Linked DNA regions of Homo sapiens: region 1 is linked to region 2. A link is a contact called in ENCODE Hi-C or POLR2A ChIA-PET data. All regions are on one chromosome and are shown on one strand. Each heading gives the region's core, a stretch centred on a gene start or an enhancer-like site at or near the end of the contact. The rest is flanking DNA. Distances are from core to core; before and after follow the strand shown. Region 1 overlaps LOC105370991 (a long non-coding RNA gene). Region 2 has its middle 82 kb from the start of LINC02852.

Region 1 (4,748 bases), core at 416-2,915, 460 kb after region 2:
AAAATGTCCCATCCATTTGCTTTCATTAAGGCTGCATAAAGGTTTGCATGTTCTGTTTTATTTGCTTTATTTGGATGCCTAGTGCGTCTTTTGTGGTCTTGGACTTGGCCCCAACTGAGGAGGAAGTGCAGCTGGATGGGGACGGAAAGTCAGAGCCCTGGATGCTCCTCCCAGCCGCCCACTTAACCTCTCGATGCCTCATTATTTCCCCCTAGAAAATACTTTCACTATTTGTCCTTGAATTAAGCAATGAAGAAGACAACTTTCTACACTTAGAGTAAATGCAAACAATTACTTTTCTGGGTCCTCACTGATTTTTCCATTTATCTGCTTCACCTCTCCTCTCTTTCCTTTCTGTTTTCTTCTCTCTCTTTCTCTCTTTCCTTTTCTTTCCCTTTAATTCTGGCCCCAAAGTATGGGCTTGGCCAGAGGAAATACTCAGAATGAAGGATTGCATCTTCCGACCAGAAGCAGGTGCTGAGGATGGATATGACATCAAAACAGAAGGTCTGTTTTCTTTCTTTCTTTCCACTGTTCATGTTTACAGAGCCCTCCCTTTACAAGGCAAATGTTACCTTTGATGTGTTACCCTATTAGTTCTCATGCTTAAGGGATGCTAATAAATCAAAGACATTTGCGTATTCATGAATGCACTCCTGCAATTTCCAAAGTACCCTCTCAATGGTCTTGAAAAGCTCAAGCTCACTGGTTAGGCTGTTGTAAACATGCCTTGTCCCAACCCCATGCCAGGCCTTGCCCTCCCAGATGCTGGACCCTGTTAAGAGCAGTGGTCCTGCCTATTACGTGACTCTGAGGCTCCTTTTGTAATCCCCATAAACTGGATGGAAGAGCCATAGGGCTACCATCAGCCCTGCAGAGACAGTGGAGCAGAGGAGTCTCATTACGGAAATTAAGGCCTGCAAGAGACCCAGGTTGCAAGTGAGGCACCTTGAGAGTCATCCAAGGATCTCTGGGCTGGAAAAATGGAAATACACTAACATTAATTAGCCTGCTGCACCAGAAGAGAATAATTTAAATGCAAAAGATAATCTCACTGCCCTTTTGATGTGAAAAAGTTGTCCTAGATTGTAACTTTGATTTCCACGTCAGCAGCCTGTGTGCTCATACATTAACAGCAGCCTGGAAGATTGAAAAAGCAGGGGTGGGTATCGATTCTGAACAGTGGACCTGCCGCTTGCTGTGTGATCTTAGGCAATGGACTGCTCCTCCCTAATTCTCTGTTTATAGTCTTATTCACTTTAGAGTGGTGAAAGAACACTTATTTTAATGAGATGCTGTGAGAATTAAGTACGTTGAAACTCTCTATGACGTGAGAAAAGCTGCAGGCGCAGAATATCCTGCAGAAATAAATAGCTGGTTATTTGCTGTGTATGTGCCAGGCAAATGTGCACACATAATTTTTTTTTTTTTTACCAAGTCTTTCTCATCTTGGTATTGCCATTGAGTCAACTCTGCTGGGTGTTATTAAAAGACTCCCCAACACAATAGCAAGGGATGGTCAACAAAGGAAAGCACACACTGCAGCGAAAGCTATTGAGAAATGTACATTCACCCTCCCACACCCTTGACCTCTAGAATCAGATCAGTAACTTCTCCCCTCTTCATTTCCCCTTCCTGTGTCCACAGTGAAGGGAAGTTGGTTGCGACCTTTTGCAGATAATGTGACACAGGGTACACAAGAGCGGAAGGGAGAAAAGCATTTCAACAAAAGCCTGGAACTTCAGTTTAGGTAAATTCAGGAAGGCGTGAGATAGGAAATGGCAGCAACCTTGCCAGGAACTAAAGGAAAAGGGTTCTGGCATCAGCCCCGGAGCAAAATGTTAGGTCATCTATAATAAGGGTTGGGTGAAAAACCTTCAACTCAAAATGAAAGATACAATGACACAAAGAAACTTATCAAGGCAACCTTTGAAAGCAGTTAAGAAACCAATTCTTCTTTTTTAAAGAAAGTCCGCAGACAAAAGAGATTCCCTGATCAGCGTGTGTCAAGTTCCATGTAGAATAAACTTTCTTCACAATCTCAAGAGCCAAGTTTCTGTGCCAATTTTTTTTCCTATTTATGAGGAAAAGGAGAGGAAACAGAAACTTAAAAATGAAACAGTAGATTAAACTCACCTTTCCCCAATTAGGTAGCTTTAATAAGTGGTTTCTATTTTTTATCAAATTTCATTCCATTTCACTCTTCATAATAACTATAAATGACACTGACGAGATACAGTTGGTATCGACAAAAGAATCGGTTCACGTATAAAATGAGAAAAGAAAAATGTCCCATTCCACTTTAAAATTACAAGATGAAAGAGCACATTCCAGGGAGAAGGAATGTATTTTTTCTCAAGAGTTAACATTTAGTTCTCCTGGCACTAGAAATGCTGAACTTCTGAGAAAGATGTTAACAATGAAATCAGAGCTGTATCATGGGGGAAAAGGATAGGCTAATTTCAGAGATTCTGCAATTGTAAAGATTGTTTCTTTGGGCTTCAATTAATTAAATATTTGTCCCCCTAAAATTAATATGTTGAAATCCCAACACCCTTCTACAAATGTGATGGTATTACGAGGTGGGCTCTGTCATGATGGCTCATGAGTGGGATTAGTGCTCTTATATAAGGGACCCCAGAGAGGGCTGTCTCTCTCCACCATGTGAAGATATAAGTCAGCAGTCGGTAACCTAGAAGAGGGCCCTCACCAGAACCTGATCATGCTGGCCCCCTGGTCTTGGACTTTTGGCCTGAGAATTGTGAGAAATAAATGTCTATTGTTTATAAGCCTCCAAGTCTAAGCTGGGAGCTAAAACAGCCTGAGCTAAGATACCTGCTTCTAAAGCCTGACTCACAATTCTGTATTAAGTTCCAGACTCTTTTCCAACCACTCATTTCCAAATGGACCAGTCATTTTTGCACAAATGTTATACAGACCTGAATGCCTTAGAAGAAACCCCTTCTTGATAATAGGTAATGTTCTGGTTTCCACTCCAACACCTTAAATGACAGCATTTTGGTAACTCCAGTTCTTCTTGTCAAGGGGTCAAAAAGTAAGATGCCAGTAGTTCACAGTGGGAAGGTTCTTAGTTTAACATGTTAGAAGAGAGAAGAAGAAAAAGTCCTTTTCCTTAATAATCTTCACAGTTAGATGGTAAAGTAAGTGGAAATGATCTGCACTTGGTTGCAGTGAATAACTAACTGTCTTCCACCAGGGTTGATAGGGAGGATCATTAACCATCAGAGAAATTGCTAACTGCCCTGGAACACAGCACATTCTTGGGTGAAAAGTCACTTGAATGCCTGTTGGAGCCATCACTATGGATTGCCGGCTATTCTGACTTGGAGTTTGAGGCTGACATCTGAAACCACAGGTTGTCTTATTCATTGTTTCTTCATGTTTTTCCAGGGGTTATTTAAGCCTCTCAAATGTGAATTTCACACATGTTGCTTGGGCTCCACCCAATCATCATCTCATGATTTGATACAAAACCCATTTTTTAAATGTTTCCTTTATATAGAACATAAGGTATCACCTACCCATATATCCAGTCATGACCTGCACTGTTTTTAATTTAGGCTTCATGTTAAAACTTCCAGCTAGATGCTGTTATCTTCAGTTTAAGGGTAATACTAATTTTGACCCAGGAGAATTTAAAAAACTTGTTCAACTTTATTTCACCAATAAGTGACATCTGAAATTTGAGCCTATGTGTTTCTGTTTCCCAAGCCTGTATTCTTCTGCCTTTCCACTATAGCCTTGTAACTTACAAACTTCCCTTCAATCATAAATGTCTATTCCCTTAAAGCAATGCCTTTTTATTATATAGAATAACAACGTCTCAATAGTCAAAGATGCCTTCTCATAATTTGGTTCCAAATTTGTTCCAAGAAGAATCCGCATGCCTCTTGTCTGTCCCTTCAGGTCCAGGGGAAGCAATGCATCCACTGTTCAGCACCACCCCTCACCCATCACCATCACTGCCAATACCTACCCTAAGGTTCTCTTTCCTATTGAGCCACTTGATTTATGCTTAACACTATACTAATTACTAAAGTAGTTGATGAGTCCCACCTTGTAAACTGTTAAAGTCTAAAGATTAAACAGAAAAGAGGGCCGGGCACGGTGGATCATTTGAGGTGAGGAGTTTGAGACCATCCTGGCCAACGTCGTGAAGCCCCGTCTCTACTAAAAACATAAAAATTAGCTGGGCATGGTGGTGCGCACCTGTAATCCCAGCGACTTTGGAGACTGAGGCAGGAGAATCGCTTGAACCCAGGAGGCAGAGTTTGCAGTCAGCTGAGATGGCACCACTGCACTCCAGCCTCTGTCTCAAAAAAAAAAAAAAAAAAAAAAGACTTCATATGTGAAGTTTGGTTTTTTTCTTTTTGTCACTGTAAACATCGTTAATAGAAAATTTTAAAAGAAAAACTAAGAGTTCCAAAAGGTTCAAGATATATGTGACTTGATTATTTAGTCATTCAATGAGAGCTTTAGTCTTAGTTGTTGAAAATCTATGTGGATTTCTCTCTATTTGTAGTCAAACCTGTCTATAGGTACATAGGATTTTTTGGGGGAAAGAAATCAAATAGTTATATATTTTAACTTCATTTAGGTGCCCCAATCTTAAGCAGATGAAATATAGAATTCCTGCTTTTCCCCAACCCCTGACTTCACATTAAATTCTTCTCAGCTGATGTGGTTTAAAGCTAAGTATGTTTTCTTTCTTTTATAGCTTAACATTA
Region 2 (4,391 bases), core at 1,262-3,761:
GGAGATCCATCTGAGACCTACCTGGCAAGGCACACACTTAACCTCTGACCTTTAATTTTCTAATTGCAGACTAGAATTTTATCTGCTTCTAACTACTTAATAGGTTTCCAGAGAAAAATCGACGTGTGCTTTACTTATGGGCGAGGTCCTTGAAATTAAAGCATTTTATAATTCGGAGCATTCGGGTTTTGTGCCTTCATACAAGAAGCTCACTTGGCGAAAAAGTATCACCTCATTCTCTTGCTAATTCTGGGCTTATCGCACATTCAGTGTTCCATAAAGCTTGACTTGAAAGCTTTCATTTCAAACCCAATTCATATGAATTAGTGTACTACTCAAAATGTCAGGCTGCTAATAGGACATACATAGCAACTGGAAATTGAAATAAGTGCATTTTAATAGAGCTCAGAATTAGGATTTCCTCTATCTGTTTGACGTAGTATCACAATTATAATTGAACATAATTTTTTTTTCTGTTGGCATTTAATGATCCTCTATCTAGAATTATCAATCATCCCGAATTCATTATACCATTTTTCAGCGGTAAAATGGAAAAAAAGAAAGAAATTCAAAGCTTTTTAATTATGGTATGAACATGGAAAATCATGTCACCTAATACAGATTAAGGGAGAAAATGGATGGATCTAAGATTACTCAATTGATCATTCTATCGAGTAACCAGTGAGATCCCATGTAATTATGGCATTACATAATAGTTATTTTCATTATGTTTAATTTTATATGAGAAAAGTTTTATGTTACCTTTTAATCTCTAAAATATAGTCTAGTTAATTATTGACAATTATTACTTTTTGAGCTTTTGATAAAAGTGAATTTCTTCTCCAACCCAAATGCAATATTTATGAATGCTTGGCTGCCCTTAATATCAGTTTTTCAAAAAGTTGTGGACATTTTAAAGTAATTACTGCTCTTCACTTTAGCTTTAGTTGAACACCTGGGTCTGACTTGAGGGCTCCAAACATAAAATAAAATAGTACAAAAGTCAGAACTGCTGTCAAAAAACAATTAGAAAGCATTGTATTCTGGGCCATGAGGAAGTTAGATTATTCAGTTTCTAATTCCTGTCAGGCACAGATTCTAATATGAATGTGGACATTTCCTTATTATCGTAGATTTCCTAGACATAACCCTATTGTCAGTGATAGAATTCTTCCAGGCTGTTCCTATTTCTGTTTATAACCAGAAGAGGGCAGTCAGGTTCCATGATTCAGAGATAATTGCCACTGCCTCAGAAAGTAAGATTTCCAATAAATCTCAATGATTGGAATTACGTTTTCCTTTAATAGTATTAAAGGGCGTTTATAATTACCTGAAGAGTTTTCTGCTTTTATTAAAAACCTTACAACCTTGGTGAGATGGACACTTTCTTCAAAAGAGATGAAATGAAGGTATATATTTATTTGGATTATTTCTCCCTTGAACATGTTATTTCTGTTCCTATCAGCCTTCTTCAACATTTAGCTGGCACATGAGGGAGGGAGAAAATCTTATCATGTAGATAGTCCTCCTAATTTATAACTTTGTGGCATTTTATAAGTAAAAAGATATCTATTGTACAAGGCAAAGAACATTCATCAGCACTTCAGTTTCAAATCAAGAAGAGAGAGAGAATTAGAAAAAAAAAAGATTCACAGCAATTGAAAAACAGATATCTGCCAGAGGAACTTAAAATTCCAAAACACTTCTAGCAACACTTACTTACCATGAGAAAAAAATAATTACACTTCTAAAATAAAACTTTGAGTAAAACAATGTTAGAAGAATGTGATGTATTTTTTTCCTCCTGAGATCTCTTCTATAAGCAGTTGAAAGAAAATAAACATAAAGCTGAACACAAAATACAACAAACATTTCTGCTACCTTTTTCTCTTCTTTATTAGTAATAAAACCAGAGACTAGAAACCCCCTAATTTACTGAAAATAGAAAAACAGATATATCGGAATGAAAGCTTGAGTATTCAAAAAATAAATTATTTTTAAAGGGCCAGCCTTAATTTTAACATATAAGAAAAAGTTAATTTCAGGACGTAATTTCAATAAAACGATAGCCACAAGAGTTAACCATAATTCAGGCTACTTATTCTTGTTTGTATTTGAAATGTTCCCTCTGTGTTAATAGTGCTTCTAATGCTATTTCTAGGTGATTGTGCAGGGAATCAGTACTGTCTGATGCGGACAAATATGTGTATACTTGTGTTTATATGTAAACTATATATATATACGTATGTGTCATATGGCTGTGTACATTTCTATCAGCTACCTGCCTACAAAATAGCTCTCTCATGGTTATGGAATTCACCAGCCCCGCATGCACTCCTCTTGAGGCCTGTGGATTAACCAGGAATCCAGGTGATTTTCTATTTGATCCATGCCTCCAGCCCCTGGCCCACCGTTCCTGTAGATGCTGCCTCCAGAAAGAGCTGCCTCTGAAAGTGACCTTGCTCAGCAAATGCCTATTGGCTTACACAGAAGTAGCAATGCCTTTCCCAGAAGAGGCGCTGCAACTGGTGCTGCTGTAAAGATGGGTATGGGATCTGGGGTGGGAGGGAAGAGAGAGGAGGGAAGCAGCTTGCCAAGTCGCTTGGGCTACTTATAAACAAACTCAGCCATTGTTTCCCAAACCCTTTACAGTGGAGAGGGGAGCTGGACACACACTGTGTCCTGGACTCTATTTATGTTCTGTGCTTGGGGAGAGCTGCTTTTAAGAGACTGATTCGGTTTGGAAGATGATTTCCATCAGCTACTTTTAAAAGATACGTGCTATTTCAGCACAAAGCTGAAGCCCCTGTTAGAGCTGCACTAGGGATTAGGAAACGGCGTGTATTTTAATGCCTTATGAATAGGAGTAGCTGATAAAAGAGGCTCTTGTTACCACTGCTACATTTAAATGTGAAAAGCAGCTGCTTCTAGGGAGGAGGGGGTAGGGGAGAGGAGAAGAGATATATTATTTTCATAGGGATTTAATTTTCAGACTACACTGAAACCATAGAATACCAATGGCCATTCTCTTATCGGCAGCTCTCTAATCGTACTGAGATCTGTAAGATTGTGGAGAGGGAAGGAGAGGGACTGGGAGGCAGAGAAAGGGATTGTGTGTAGCGATGAGGCTGGCCGTTTTCATCTGCGTGTATGTTTTGAACCTCAGATCAAAACGCACGCGTGGTGTTTTCTTCTTCTCTTAGGAGCATTAACCCTTTAAACTTTCAAAATGCCAGCCAGTTAAAGAGTTTGATGCAACTATGCTGTCTTCAGAGCATGCAATTTTTCGATGGGCCCTGAGAATAAGATGACCACTGAGACCTCATTACAGAATATGGACCAGGTGTACGCGCCTGTGGCCAGGTCGGGGCAGGGGGCATGAAAGAGGGTCTCTTCCAACATTTCAGAGACAAGGATTTCAGGTAGAATCCAGGACGTATTATGAATCCAACAGAGAAAGGCTCTTTCTGCAAATCTTATGACCACCGGAAGCTGATGATATAAATAAGACCTAGGATTATTAAACAAACTAGCAGGTATTTGCCAAATACTATCAGTATTTGAAGAAATACGACTAAAGAATATAGATATTTTGAATGAATGAATCAATCTGGGCACCATTATTTTTCTCTCCATATTATCACTTAATAGCCTGGTTTTGTTTATTCTCATGTTGGACTTATTGAAACTGATCGCTAGTGAATTTTCTGTGTGTTTGACCCCTGACCTGCCCATGAGGTTTCTAAAGTACTTCTTAAAAAACCTAGGGTTTTGCTCCAAGACATTGTGAAGACATCTTTCTGATAAGAATTAGTTGCCTTTGGCCGGGCGCAGTGGCTTACATCTGTAATTCTAGCACTTTGGGAGGCCAAGGCGGGCGGATCAAAAAAAATTAGCCAGGTGTGGTGGCGGGTGCCTGTAGTCCCAGCTACTCGGGAGTCTGAGGCAGGAACGTCACTTGAACCCAGGAGGCGGAACTTGCAGTGAGCCGAGATCGCACCACTGCACTCCAGCCTGGACGACAGCGAGAGACTCCATCTCAAAAAAAAAAAAAAAAAAAGAATTAGTTGCCTTCCCCATAACTACTCTTACTCTTTCTAATTTTTTGTAGTATTGCCATTATCCAATGGTTTAACTCCAGAAGTTAAAGGATTAAAAACAAGTCTGGGAGTGATAAATCGGTAGTTCTCACCTAAGTTATAATTAAGGGTAATTCACATGTAGAAGATGGTTTGACAGCTCTAGCCCACGTGCTTAGACACTTGAATCCCAATGAATCATTTGAAGCCAAAGTATAACCCCGGCTGTCTTTGCACATGATGTGCAGGTGGATAGACTTTGAGACCGTCCTCTATCAACCAAGAGCAAAAAGAGAAAAGAGGAAAAAGGGC

What was found. Hi-C counts contacts between places; a loop is a spot of excess contacts on that map. ChIA-PET counts read pairs that join two places held with the same protein, here RNA polymerase II (POLR2A). Pooled maps may share reads with other maps.
Region 1: a loop to region 2 is called in a map of cardiac septum, with 2.4 times the contacts of the local background. The contact joins two enhancer-like sites. A Hi-C loop is called at or near these places in 1 of 168 maps with a recorded cell type or tissue (cardiac septum) and 4 of 50 pooled maps. POLR2A ChIA-PET finds 5 or more read pairs at or near these places in 1 of 52 experiments (OCI-LY7).

The regions. Positions count from the first base shown.
Region 1 is chr15:95,129,655-95,134,402 of GRCh38, forward strand. LOC105370991 (a long non-coding RNA gene) reads left to right here. Exons shown (of 12, transcript XR_002957693.2): 6 at 415-507; 7 at 3,218-3,376. It overlaps LOC105370990 (a long non-coding RNA gene), which reads right to left. Exons shown (of 5, transcript XR_932646.3): 5 at 2,945-3,087. Among named protein-coding and RNA genes, the nearest start is that of LETR1, 200 kb to the right of the region's middle. Within about 2 kb of position 1,666, at least 2 of the 41 ENCODE cell types and tissues checked have a DNase peak (open chromatin) inside an H3K27ac peak, as active enhancers do.
Region 2 is chr15:94,669,425-94,673,815 of GRCh38, forward strand. No RefSeq gene overlaps it. Among named protein-coding and RNA genes, the nearest start is that of LINC02852, 82 kb to the left of the region's middle. Within about 2 kb of position 2,512, at least 5 of the 41 ENCODE cell types and tissues checked have a DNase peak (open chromatin) inside an H3K27ac peak, as active enhancers do.